Regions from separate parts of the Homo sapiens genome. Here region 2 is linked to region 1. A link is a contact called in ENCODE Hi-C or POLR2A ChIA-PET data. All regions are on one chromosome and are shown on one strand. The core of a region is the stretch at or near the end of the contact, and the rest is flanking DNA. Distances in the headings are between cores, read along the strand shown. Region 1 has its middle 190 kb from the start of PTPN20. Region 2 has its middle 44 kb from the start of GDF10.

The links. Hi-C counts contacts between places; a loop is a spot of excess contacts on that map. ChIA-PET counts read pairs that join two places held with the same protein, here RNA polymerase II (POLR2A).
Region 2: a map of aorta shows a loop between it and region 1 (2.5-fold over the local background). The contact joins two enhancer-like sites. A Hi-C loop is called at or near these places in 2 of 168 maps with a recorded cell type or tissue (aorta and kidney). POLR2A ChIA-PET finds 5 or more read pairs at or near these places in 2 of 52 experiments (H1 and activated CD4-positive, alpha-beta T cell).

What each region holds. Positions count from the first base shown.
Region 1 is chr10:47,100,777-47,107,644 of GRCh38, reverse strand. No RefSeq gene overlaps it. Among named protein-coding and RNA genes, the nearest start is that of PTPN20, 190 kb to the right of the region's middle. Within about 2 kb of position 3,449, at least 5 of the 41 ENCODE cell types and tissues checked have a DNase peak (open chromatin) inside an H3K27ac peak, as active enhancers do.
Region 2 is chr10:47,253,188-47,259,416 of GRCh38, reverse strand. No RefSeq gene overlaps it. Among named protein-coding and RNA genes, the nearest start is that of GDF10, 44 kb to the left of the region's middle. Within about 2 kb of position 1,501, at least 4 of the 41 ENCODE cell types and tissues checked have a DNase peak (open chromatin) inside an H3K27ac peak, as active enhancers do.

The sequences.
Region 1 (6,868 bases), core at 2,200-4,699:
GCCAATGCTTCTGCATCCTGGGTCTGAATTTACATCTGCCCCAGGAACCTCCCAGGTGGTGACGCATGGCCAGCACCATCTGTTTCCCAGCATTCTCGGCTCCAGGTGTGGCCCATGGGCCAGCAGCCTGAGCAGCGGCTGAAGCTTGTTAGACTGCAGACCCCCAGTCCTGTGCAGAGCTGCTGAATAAAACCCCCAGGGGATTTGTGAGCACTGTGAAGGGTGAGAAGCACTGCCCAGGTGGCACAAAGAAGTAGAATGCCAGCTTTGTCCCCTGAGATACTTCCTGTCTGGGCCTCCCTGGTTGGGCTTCTCCATTGCAGCTGGCTACATGGATTCAAGTTCTAGGAAGGCCAGTGAGACTGCAGAGAAGTTACTCAACTGCGCAGGACACATTTCCTAACCTGTAAATGAGAACAGCAGCAGAGCCTATGCATGCGGATTCTTGGGAGGAATGAATCAGGACAGGGCGTGATGTAGCCAGCACAGTGTGGATGCTCGCTGCCCTTCTGACTGGGACATGTGCTTTGCTGACACATGCAGCTTGGTTAAAGTCACAGCTTACTGACTTGAAAGTCTTTAAAATAATTTTATAATCTCTGCTATGAACTCAATAGGAGTTCATTATAAACATTTCATCCATTTATATTTCCCCCATTGCCAATCCCTTGTGGTAACTGTTATGAACTGACCAGGTTTTACACGAACTCATGTGCCTTCTGGTGCCTGCATGTGTTCATGAAGCTACTCATTCAGGTGCAGATGCTTACAGAGGACTCTACGGTGTGTGAGTTCCTGGAACTCAGAATCAATGAAGAAACTCCCTTTACTCTCATGATCCAATCAATGATAGAGAGTGATGTGGTGTAGGATTAAAGAAGCTCTGGTCTCCCAGGGTATAAAGAAGCTCCTAGCCCAACCCAGTTGGGAGAGAGCTCCCCAGAGGGGGCTATGCTGAGCTGTGGTCTTCCGGAGCTGAAGGGTGTGTTTAACCCCTGGGGACAGAAGCAGGGAACTCCTGGGGGCCATGTCCTTCCTCCACCCCTATTTCTTGTTAAGAGAAACCCAGTCTCATACATTAAGCCGAGAATGGGGATACATTCATTTGTTGGAGAATTTAAAGAACAAGATGTTGTATTTGGACAGAAAGAAATGGCTGTTTTTTGAGTAAGGAAATCTGACACAGGCCACCACATGGATGAACCTTGAGGACATCATGCTTAGTGAAATAAGCTAGTCAGAAAAGGTCAATTCTGCATGATTCCACTTATATGAGGGTCCTAGGGGAGTTAAAATTATAGAGACAGGAAGGCTAATGGTGGTTGCCAGGGCCTGGGGAGAGGCAGGAATGCGAACTGACTGTTTAATGGGTTCAGAGCTTCAGTTTTGCAAGATGAAGAGTTCTGGAGATGGACAGTAGTGAAGGTTGCACAGCAACAAGAATGTACTTAATGCCACTGAATTGTTCACTTAAAATGGTTGAGAAAGTCAATTTTATGTTATGTATATTTTATAATTTAAAAACTGGGAAAAAGAAATGACTGCCTATGATATATTAAAGTGAAAAAAGAGAGAGAAGGGGGAGTAAAAGATGCATGCTCTTATTCTGATCACTCAATTAAGTGAAATAGTATAAATCCTCAATTTAAGGTAAAAATTACTCCTTGGCTTTGTAAAGAGTGTCAGACTCTGAGACAGAGAGAACTAGCTTCCTGTCTTGCTCTTACAGTTACTGGCTCAATGGACTTTATCTTTAGAACATTCAGTCTCTTCATCTATAAAATGCAGCAAAATAATACACAGGTTTTTGAAACCTTTGGTTAGATCTCATTAAACACTCTGTGCAGCCTGGTTCATCCTGCAAACTGCAGAGAAAGAGGTTTATAAACCTAGATGACAGAGCAGGCCGTGGGCATTGCAGAGGAGTTATCTGGAACTCTCAGTGAATCCCACAACTCATAAATAATATTATGACAAAAACTCTTTCAGTCATTCCAAAAATGTGCTGCTATCAGAGGTGTTATTATAATTTTTTTTTAACTTGGATGTCCAAGAGGGGACGGGCAGTTCTTAATGTTATCCTTTAATGCCTTAGACTGGCCAGGATGGTGGGACACCCTTGCTCAGTGTTGGAGGCTACCATGTGACAGTACAGGCTAAGGCTGGCCTGTCCCCATATGGACTTGTGTCTGCTATTAAATGCTGTCCTCAACTTTAACCTTTTTCCTAGATGAGCTTTGTATGAGTTTTCTATTGCTGCATAAGAAAATTACTCCAAGGCATTAGTGGCTTAAAACAATACTTATTTTGCTTATGAATCTGAAAGTCAGACAATGTGGCTTATCTGTGCCTTATGTGGCATACGTTGGGTTGGAGGGTCTACTTCCAGGCTGGCTCGTTCACTTGGCTGGCAAGTGGCCACTGGCTGTGGACCAGGAGTTCAGCTGGGGCTGGGCACTTGGGATCAGTTCTTCCACACGTAGGCCCCTCCACAGGCTGCTGGGGCTTTCTCACAGTGTGGTGGTAGGGCTCCAAAAGTAACTGTCCCCAGAGAACCTAGCAGAAATGCATGACAATATTATGACCCAGCCTAGCCTTGGATGTCACATGGTGTCACTTCCTCCATATTCTATTACTCAAAGCAGTCACCCAGGCCTGGTTCCAGGGGAGAGGTCATAGGTGCCACTTCTAGATGAGGGAAGTGGTAAGATTGTGGAAAGGCACGTGGGACAGAAGATACTGTTAGGGCCATCTTTGAAAAATACAATCTGCCACAAGTTCTGTCCTCAGCTGGGAAGAGTGCCACCCCTGTCTGCAAGTTCCTCAAGTTTCCCTAACTTAACTTTGCTAGGAGGAAGGGCCTGTTTGGCCAAATACCTAATGCCTTCCTCCCCTTCTCAGAGGGATGTGAATAACTTTCCTGCTTTCCCCCAAATCTTATTTCTGCTGAGAATCAGGAGTACAGCTTCCTGTTAGTGTCACTTCACCACCATCTCCATTAAACATCCTTCTCACTTGGTAATCAGTTTTCCAGCTGCAGCACCTCTGAGATCACTCCAGAAATCATGCCCTCTGCTCCCAGTGTGGGGACCTGTGCTAATCTGAGGCGGGTCCTGAAGCAGCGCCTCTTGGACCTGCTTCTCAGACACTCCATCAGAAGCAAGACACAGTGCCTCCCACTCCGGCAGCTCACCCAAATGAAGGGCCCCTCTCCCTTCATCTAGCACTGCCTGGCCCCTGTCAGACCTCAGCCATCACCACTCCCCATGGAGCCAGAGCTGATAGAAGTATCAGTCCATAAGCCATTCAGACATGCAGACAGACACAGGCCTGGGAAACTGGACTTCTCAAGTCAGTGACGAAAGCTCTGGTGAACACAGCTGAGGAGGTGCTGTCATGATTCTCTCCCATCCCCCAGGAGAGGAAACTGAGGCCTAGGGAGGGTTAATGATGTGTTCATGGTTACAGCTGGAACATTTCAACTAAAAATTTTTGAAGTTGTGTCCAGAATGTTTCCTATAACATTCTGACTTTCCAGAAAAAAATGTAATTGCTATATTTCTCATAGTATTTATCTTATGCATCAAAGTGTGATGTAAGAGTAATAAAAAAGGAATGAACTATTGATATATACAGCAACATGAATGAATCTTAATAAAAAGAGTGTACACTCATCCATCCATAGAAAACTCCAGAAAATGCAAACTAGTGAATAGTAACAAAACAGATCAATGTTTGCCTGAGGATGGGGGCATAAGGGTGGGAGAAAAGGATTATATACGGGTGCAAGGAAACTAGGAAATGATGGATGTCTTTGTTATCTTGATGTGGTGGTGATTTCATATGTGTCACAATGTTAAAAATTGTGCATTTTAAATGAGCAGTTTATTGTATGTCTACTATACCTCAAAAAAGCTATTAAACATGAATAAAAATTATTATGTGAAACAGAGCTAAAGTTATTTTACAGCCATGAAGAAATCAGGATTCCTTTCTATAAATATGTTTGAATAATTTTAATCTGGTGAAGATTTGTACTAATTTCTTAGAGAAAGGAAAAACACAAATAAATGATGAAAATGTAAATAAATAGTTTTTGCTAAAAGGAGAAATTCATATGCCAGGAGCTTGGCTGTCTCTTAATCAAAAAAAAAAAAGACATATGTCATTGTGATTTTGCCCTAAATTAAATTGAAAATGTCATTTTGTTTCATCATCAAGACTATCATCCAAGGGAGATGTTTTTGCTATTGTGATTTTGCAGATTGAAAAACCGAGTCTCAGAAAGTTCTAGGACATCTCCGTGGCAAAGATGGGATTGGACCAAGGTCTCTGTGCCTGGTTCTAAAACTCACTCTTTCATCCATAGCACACCAACTCTTTTCAAATAAAGAGAAAGAGGGAAGGAACAGAATGGATGGAGATATGGGGGCCCTTTTCTTCCAGGTGCCCCAGGAAGGGAATTTTGGAGTCCACTGAAATACCATCCTGGGAAATGGAGACGCAGAGGGGTTGCACCATCCTTGTCTTCCACAGTGACTCTCCTACAAACACCTCTCCTCTCCTTCCCCTCTTTGGCTCCAGAAGGAGCCCTCCTCAGTTGGCCTGAATGCAGCCTTCTGGTGGGAGTGATGAAAGGCTGTGACATGCTCTCTCCTCCTTCCTCCTTATTTTGATGGCAAGAATAGAGAGGAACATTAGAGCTAAAGGATGTCTTCTTACTGCAAGGCCCCTTTGATTCTGGAGGAGCCAAAATGTACCCCAAAGACAAGAAACTGACCATCCCAAAGGTGTTTGGTCTGGAGAGGCAGGAATTTCAGCAGGGAGATTTTAGGTAGACATTAGCAATGCAGGGCCAGTGGATGGAAGCCAGGCAGCAACTTAGGGCTGATCTCTATAGGGATGAGGAGGCCACAGGTGTCCACAGTGACATGAGTGTGAGCTGCACGCTGCCATTAAGTCTTCCCCAGGGCAGAGAGAGTCTCAGGCATCTCTGCACAGTGACTTTGCCTGTTCTTTAGAGTCTTTGTCTGTTCTTAAGAGTCTTTGTTTCAGGTTCGATGGCCGAGAGGTGGAAGTCTTTCTAGACCCTCCTGCCAACCGGAAAGGGTTCAGAAGTGGGGCTGGGTACAGGAGGAGCAGAACCTTCAGAGACAGCACCCAAGGAACCAGGTTGGCCTCTAAAGAGCACCCCCAAACGCTCTTCCTCACAGCTTTACACGCCTGAGCTGTGACATTCTGCTGAAAAGAAAGGGATGTGGTGTGATTAAAATATATTTGTGAAAGGTTGGATTAAACAATATTAAGCAAGCTTCCTTACATCATATACACCCATGAGAGGGATGTGATGCACAGCACTGGAGTGGCTACTGTAATGCTCCCACCACCACCACCTTTATCACCATCAGGACCAAAAGCTCCAAGCTACTGAGGGAGCTACTGGCAGTCAGCCCCCTGTGCTGGCCATCACAGAATGGTTTCAGCTAAAAGACTACCTTGAGAGTCACCTTGGCCCTCACTCAACCTCTTCCGGGAAACTCATGTCCAGTGATTGGCCAATGCAGGGTATGAAGTCCTGTCTCCTCACCTCGCCTGCCAATGCTGTGGGGCTATCCAGCTTTAGAGCTCTCTGGGGAATCAGCAAGGCCGCTGTTGCAACTGCATGAAGCCACATTTCTCCCTCTGCTTCTGTTCCTTTCACAGTTGCTGATCTGAGAGCATCCCCAGGAGATCTCCTGTCTTGAATCTTGGTATCAGATTTTCCTTCCAGGGAGCCCAGCCTGCAGCCATCCTGATACCCAATTTGGAGAGTGTTCTAATATTTGACTGTGAGGTGATTTGGGCTGATGTTTCTAGATAAATATTGCTAATTACATGAGAAAGTTACTTCCCATCCCATGTTCTTGTAGTAGGAGCTAAAACTGAATTTTAGCAAAAACCTTTTGGCAGCTAGCAAGATGGTCATGGGCCTCCCTTTCCTGCAACCTGCTGCTGTGAGAGTATGAAAGGGATATGGCATAGCCTTCCTTTCCTTTGCCCAGAGAGTTGTTCTTTGCAATAGAAGAAACAATGTCCTTAGTTCAAGTGGATGGTGGGGAGTTGTCTCAGCAGAAGATGGAGAAGGTCCCCATTGGCAGCAACTGCCAGTTGCTCCCACTTCCCATTCCCTGGGCCTGAGTTCAGCCTCCAGCAGAATCCCCGCCCGGGCTTCTGACCATTGAGAGGAGATGTGGCCCACCAACACGCTGGAGCGAGGCACTGTTTTGAGAGGCAGCTTTCAGGTTCTACAGAATGTCAAAACTTACCCTCACAAAATGACTGGGACCCAAGGCAGCTGCCTGACCAGCCTGGCCTCTGAATCCCTGCTCTTCACTGTATGGGCCGCAGGGAACCCCTGAGAGCCTGCCCTGTGACCATGGAAATGTATCTTCAGCCCATCCACATACTGTGCAGAGTGTCGTGCTTTATAAAGCATTTCACCTTTTCACCTAAAATTAATACACCTTTTATTTAAGTTGATAGAAAGGATTTAGTTGGCTTTTTCCAAAACCGCAAAGAGGAGGAGTGAAGTCCTCTGGGGGATAGAGCCAGGGCCTACAGACTGGGAGAAGTTGGGGAACATTCTTACTGCCCCGCCTTTGTAGCAAAAAAGCCCAGACTCAGGGAAGTGATCTCATTGGCTGGAAGTCAAACTGATGGACTTGAAATTTGAACTCAGGACGTCTAAATCTATAACACTATAAATCTGTAACACCCCTAAAGTTGACAATTGTGCATTAGGCATCCAGAACTGTCTAAGTCTGTTCTAGCTGCTATAACCAAATTCCTTATATAGTATTAGTTGATTTTTAAACAACATAGATTTTTT
Region 2 (6,229 bases), core at 252-2,751, 150 kb before region 1:
AGCCGAAAGGCAGTTGTATTGACCCTGCCTTTCATTCACTTTGGCTCCATAAATCAAAGAGCAGTCATGCAGTCAGGCCCCCAGTAATATTCCTTCAGGATGTGCCGCAGGCATGGTAGATTGTACTTACTGGGTCAAATAAATACCTTTTCATCTGTCCGTAATATAGGTAGCTATATTACTCTTTGCAGTGTTTCTCCTATTAACTTGATCTAGGCTCTGGAGTGATTTTCCTGAAGCCATGGGATGAAACCAGGCATGTTTCATGCCTCCTCCTGTCCTTCTTCAACTCCCCTAGCAGGAAGGCATAGGGCACAGCCCAAGGTCCAGCCTACACCAAGACTAGCTAGGACCCCCAGCAGGTTCACAAGGATTCAGGACAAACGAGAAACACTGCTACTAATTTACCATGAAAGGTGTATCCCATGGACTCCAATTCCTTTTTACTTTTAGTTTTGCTTAGAAACTGGAAAAGCAAAACATGCTGGTTTTACAATATTGCTTGTTACAGAGGTATATAAAGTCTAACTTGAACGTACCCACCTCCTTGCAATTCAAACAAATTTAAAAGAGAAATTGAATCATACCATATAGAGTGCTTTGCAATCACCTTTTCACTAAGGAATAAACCAGCCGGGCGAGGTGGTGCATACCTGTAATCCCAGAATTTTGGGAGGCCAAGGTGGGAGGATCGCTTGAGCCCAGGAGTTTGAGACCAGCCTGGGTAACATAGCAAGACCCCATCTCTACAAAAATTAGCTTGGCTGGGTGGACATGCCTGTGGTCCCAGCTACTGGGGAGGCTGAGGTGAGAGGATCACTTGAGCCCAGGAGGCAGAGTTTATAGTGAGCCGAGATCATGGCACTGCACTCCAGCCTGGGCACCAGAGTGAGATCCTAACTCAAAAAAAAAAAAAAAAAGAATAAACCAAACCAAGGAGCCTTTTAGATCAGTAAATATAGTTCCATTAAACACTTTTTACTTCCTCCTCAGTTTTCCATATTTTGTTTTGTTCCATATTTTGGTTATTTTGGAAGTAAATATTATCCCCTGTTGATACTATTTAGATTGCCTACACTTTGGGGCTGCTATAAATAAGTCAGCTATTAATATTTTCATGCTTTTGTGCAAGTATTTCTATTAAGATAAATACTGAGAAATAACATTTTTGAGTAGAGAAAACTCTCACCTCGAATGCTGGGAGATACCCTTCAATTCAGCTGAAAATGTCACCTCTTTGCATTGTCCAGTGCTTTGTAAGAGACCCCATTTTCCCACCCAGTCACACCTTGGATATTATGTATCATTTATGTATTTTTGTGCTAACCTAAAGGGAAAAATGGAATTTCATTTTTTCCATCTGAAGATTTGTGAGAATGAGCATCTTATTCTATGTTTACCAGCCTTCCTCTTTCTTCTGTGCTGTGACCCTTAAGAACTTGGCGCTTTCACTTTTCCTATTGAGTTGTTTCAAGTTTTGTGGTTAAATTAGTCAGTCTTCTGCTTTTAAAACAATATTTCTGGTTTCCTGCCTTGCTTACAAAATACTTCCTTTACTCAAGATTGGAAGACTCATTGTCCCAGAGTTCTTGGTTGTAAGCAATAGAAACTTACTTTATTAAACATAGGCAGCAAAGAGACTTAGAAGGATAACGGATGTCTTAGTAAGAGATTGTAGTGTTTAGAAGCAACCCTTGGACAAAAGGCCAGGATAGAGGGATGCCAGAGAGCCAAAAACAAGCCAAATGGTGCCACTGGAGACATTGCCCTGGACGCTTGCTGCCAAGAGGCTGTTCTGATTCTGCTGCTATTGTCTACACTAGACTCTGGGTGCTGGGTGCTGCCATCCTACCATCACCTCCACCACCTGCTCCTCCACCACCACCCCCATAACACCAGCACCTCCCGCCACTTCCCCTCCATCCCCTCCTCTGGCATCTCCACCATCACCATCACCATAACTAGAGTGAATTCTAAAGTATCCCCTGATTCTTTGCAGTATGAGTTTCAGATTCAGAATCCTCAGTGGGAGTCTTTAATTGTTCATACGCAAGCTTTCACTGTCAAGAGTCAAGGAGAAAAATCTAATATTTGTGTTCATTTGGGGGGAATTGGTATCCTAATAATATTAAGTCCTCCCATCTAGGAACATGGTATTGTTACCAAGCGATCAATGGGCTTGGTGTCCAATTCACATAGAGGCCAATGCCATGGCACCAGCTTTTGAGAAAAGAAAAACAGCAATAAAGCTGCTTAATGGGCAAGAAGGCAAGAGAAAACTCTCAAACCTGTCTCCTCGAGCAGGGGTTTGGGTCAGGCTTTATAAGCATAGGGTAATGAGGTGTGATCTGATTGGATCTTGCAATGAGGTGGTGCCAGGAGGCATGATCTTACTGGATCCTGCCATGGGGTGATACCAGAGCTTCCTCTGATTGGATCCTGGCTCCTGCCAGGCAGTGTCTGCTTCTCAGTTCAGTCCCAATTTCTCAGTCCCAGCCCTGAGGTTCCTCCTGTGGCTGTCCATTTGGTTCGCCTGAGCACGCTCAGATTACATCACCTTCAATCTGGGGGCCCATGGTAACCTGAAAACAACTCACAACTTGGTTTCATAAAAGTTGAACCACATAGGTGTGATGAAGTTACAGTAGGTGCTAAAATCTCCCACTGTGATTGTGAGACTGTCAAATTCTAGGTTTTGGAATTTCAACAATGTAGTCACAGTAAGTTTCGTTAATGAGATGCCAGTCTTACTTATTAGTAGGTGATGATGTTTTCTGTCTCATGTTTCTGATTTTCTCTTTATTCTTCATGTTTTAAAATGTTAGATGGTTTTATTTTTTCATTAATCCTAACAAGATATGTGAGTCACTTTAATCTGAAGTTCTTTCTCCTTGTCTTCTTACCCTACGTTCTGACAGATTTCCTTGACTTTATCTTTCAGTTCATTTACTGATGATCACTTTGAAGACAGGAATTGGTGGGTCACACTTATAATGTCTAAGAAGATGTATTGCCAGAAGATTCTTTAATGAATGTATACGTTTCCTGAATTTCTGAGAACAGCAATTAGAGTGCTTTAAAAGTTTTCCTTAGTTCATCGCGTCATCTAGGTGCTTCGTGCCTCTTCCCTCTGCCCTTCCCAGTCTTCACGGCTACATGCTGACTGGCTCTTCTGCCTGGTGCACCCTTGTTTGAGAACTGGGCTGGTTCTTCCAGATGGCTGCTACAGTGGGTTAGTTCCTGCAGTCCTCTTCTCCAGGAGGCTTCTGAGGGCTGAGCTGACTGCTTGGAGCTCTGGGTACCTGGGCTCATCCGCTGGCAGCCCTGCCTAGGGTGTGCAATGGACAGCTGGTCTTGAGGTGGAAGGCATGGCTGCTAAATCAGTAGTTGATGTCAGAAGGCAGGACAGTTCATGTTCACCTGCATCTCCTCCAGCCCCTCCAGCTGACCTGGGCTGTGCCTGGCTGCCAGAGGAAGGCCCCTTTTCCTGTATCCATTTGTTCAGAGGAGCTGACAAATGGCTTCCTCTGAGTTCCCAATTTCTGCTGGGATTTTCCATTCCATCCTCTGGCCTGTGCCAGTAGTAACATTTTACACTTGTCTGACACCTTTTCTCCTCTGAGCTCCAAGCACTTTACAAGCAAGCAGTTGCTATTATTGCCCTCTGAATTCTGATGGAAAAGCTGAGAGTCATGGGATCAAAGCCGCCATGATTGGGCAGTGAAGACAAGGCTCCCAGACACCAGGCCAGTCCCCGGCCCTTGGCAGGACCACATAGAGCACCCCAGCTGCTGAGGTGAGGTAGCCCAGGGGAGGGTTTTCAGCACGGGCTCCCTAGAGGCTCCCCAGAGCCGTCTTATCCTGTTGTAAAGTGATGCATTGTCCTTTACTGCAGAAGAGAGTGGGACCCTTGGGACTCTTCCCTGCCAGAAAAAGTGGGCTGATGGTTCGTGGTTTATTTTGGGAATGAGAAGACTCATTCAATCTGTAAAGGGTCCTCATCTTGTCTTGAGGAACAGGAAGCAGATCTGTATTACGTGGCCCAGGCAGCGGAATAAGGTTCAGTTGCTACAGGTTTTCACCAGTCAGAGGACTTGTTAGCACTGAGAGCTGCCCAAAGGGGAGTGCGTTTGCGTCCCTGGTTGGGTCCCGAGGCAAGTGTCTCTAGCTGCTGCTGGGGATGTCCTGCATCACATGATGCTAGGGAAGGGTGACACATGAGGCCTCTTCCAACCCAGATCTTGCATCATAAGGACACACTCTAGTGCTATCTCCTCTAAGTGGTGGTGGCCTTGGGGCTGAAACCCTGAAACCCTGGGTCATGTCACATCTTGCTGGATCTGCAAAGCTCCTTAGTTCCCATCTCCTCCTTCTTTCATTTAGCAAAACTCGGTTTGAGGTCTGCATTTTCCCTCTTTTGTACGAAGCTTTGCCCAGTAGCAGCTTACTGTTTAACTGGAAGGAACATCTGTGACCATGAAATTTTCAGCAACCTAAAAAGGCCCTGTTAAGTAATATTTGCTGAGCTAGTGTTGGGAGTCAGCAGTGTGTGTGTGTGTGTGTGTGTGTGTGTGTCTGTATGTCTGTGTGTGTGTGTGTCTGTGTGAATTCAGCTGCCCTCAGGCAGGTGGCTGGAAACTGGCTCACCTTTATCTGAGAACACATCAATCTTGGGAAGAGAATCCATGGAACTGAGTATGGAGGGACACCTGGCCAGAAAGAAACTGAGAACAAGTCATTCCTACCCCAGGGACCACAGAAGGAGGCAGACAGCTGGAGGAATGTGGTGTGTGTGCGTGTGTGTGTGTGTATTAGAGAGGGGTAGAGGACTATATTTTCTGGGCAGATAGAATTCTGAGCACATCTGTGTGTGTTAATGCTCACATGAAACCTTTCAAAGCTTGGAGAGATGGGTATTATGATTCTATTTTCCCAGTGAGGGATTAGAAGTCAAATAAGCTGCCCACGGCCCCAGCCCCGGCCAGAGCAGAGCTGGGATTTGAACCCAGTTAGTTGTCTTTGGCTCTGAAGCCCTTTCTCCTCTGTATCCCTGCCTGCCTTCAATGCAGGTGCCACAAATGAGGTCCCACGGACCCTGCTGACTGGCTCTGAGTCTTCCGGCTAGCCCGGCTGTCCCAGGCCCCAAGTGCTCTTTCCCAAGGGCTGGCTGCCTTGCAGGTCTCCAGAAGCCTCCGGGTCCACCCCCATGCCTCCCCAGATGCTCTAGAGAGCTCTGGGCCCAGGCCCAAGCCCAGCAGGGCAGCCCTGTGGTTTGCGATCTGGCCATGCATAGCTGGCTCTGAGCAGGCACTTATCATTCTTCCACGACCACCCAGTCAGTCTAACACAGCCTGGAAGTGCAGCTCTAGCTGCCCAGGCCGGTGGTGGCTCAGTCCTCACTGAGCCCTGCTGCTCCCACTCGCTGTCTGCCACCCCCGCTGTAGCCGGCCCCGCCTGCCCAGCTGAGCGAGAGGTCGCTGGAGCCCAGAAACAGCAGGGTCTGAGCATCCCTAGCAAACCACAAAGGGAGATTCACAAATCAAAAGGGCCCTAGAGAACAAAGCTGTCACATCAGTCCATCATGGAGTCGGATCTCAAAATATCGCCAGGCCAGAGTCCTGCCAGCTGTGAGTCACCACCCGGCCAGAGCAGCCGCAGCGGGCCCCCAGCCACATGGAAAAACACCTCGGCAGCCAGCTGGCTGCTCTCTGCCCAGACCTGGGAGGTGTAGGGTGTCTGTGGGGTGGTTCCACACCTCCATGCTGCGGTGTGGAGAGGAGTCAGCCCTGGTATGCTTGCTGTAGGAGCAGGAGGGAGGGGACAAGGGAACGGCCATATCGACGATGGCTTCTGTCTTCCTAAGGACGCAGTCCAGGCCTGCTTCATCCCTCCAACCCTGCTCCAAGCCTCTGGGATAACCAGCAGTGTGAGGCTGGTTGACGACAGTGGCTCAGCACAGCCTTTGATGTCACCCTTTTTATGCCTCCCTGTGGCCCTACACTGCTGGCCCACCTCTTCCCAGGTGATGAGAAGTTGGATTCAGGGCCTATGTAAGTCCAGCATCTCATCGCACCAATGCCTATGGCAATGCACAGACCAAGAGCCTGCACTTGGTGTGCTGAGTCCCTCTTCATGCACTGCTCCAGTTCCTACCCCAAGCCCTATCATTACACATGGTGGGGAGGGGCATGGGGGCACGCACATAGGGATCACGTCCTTTTGTAGGAGT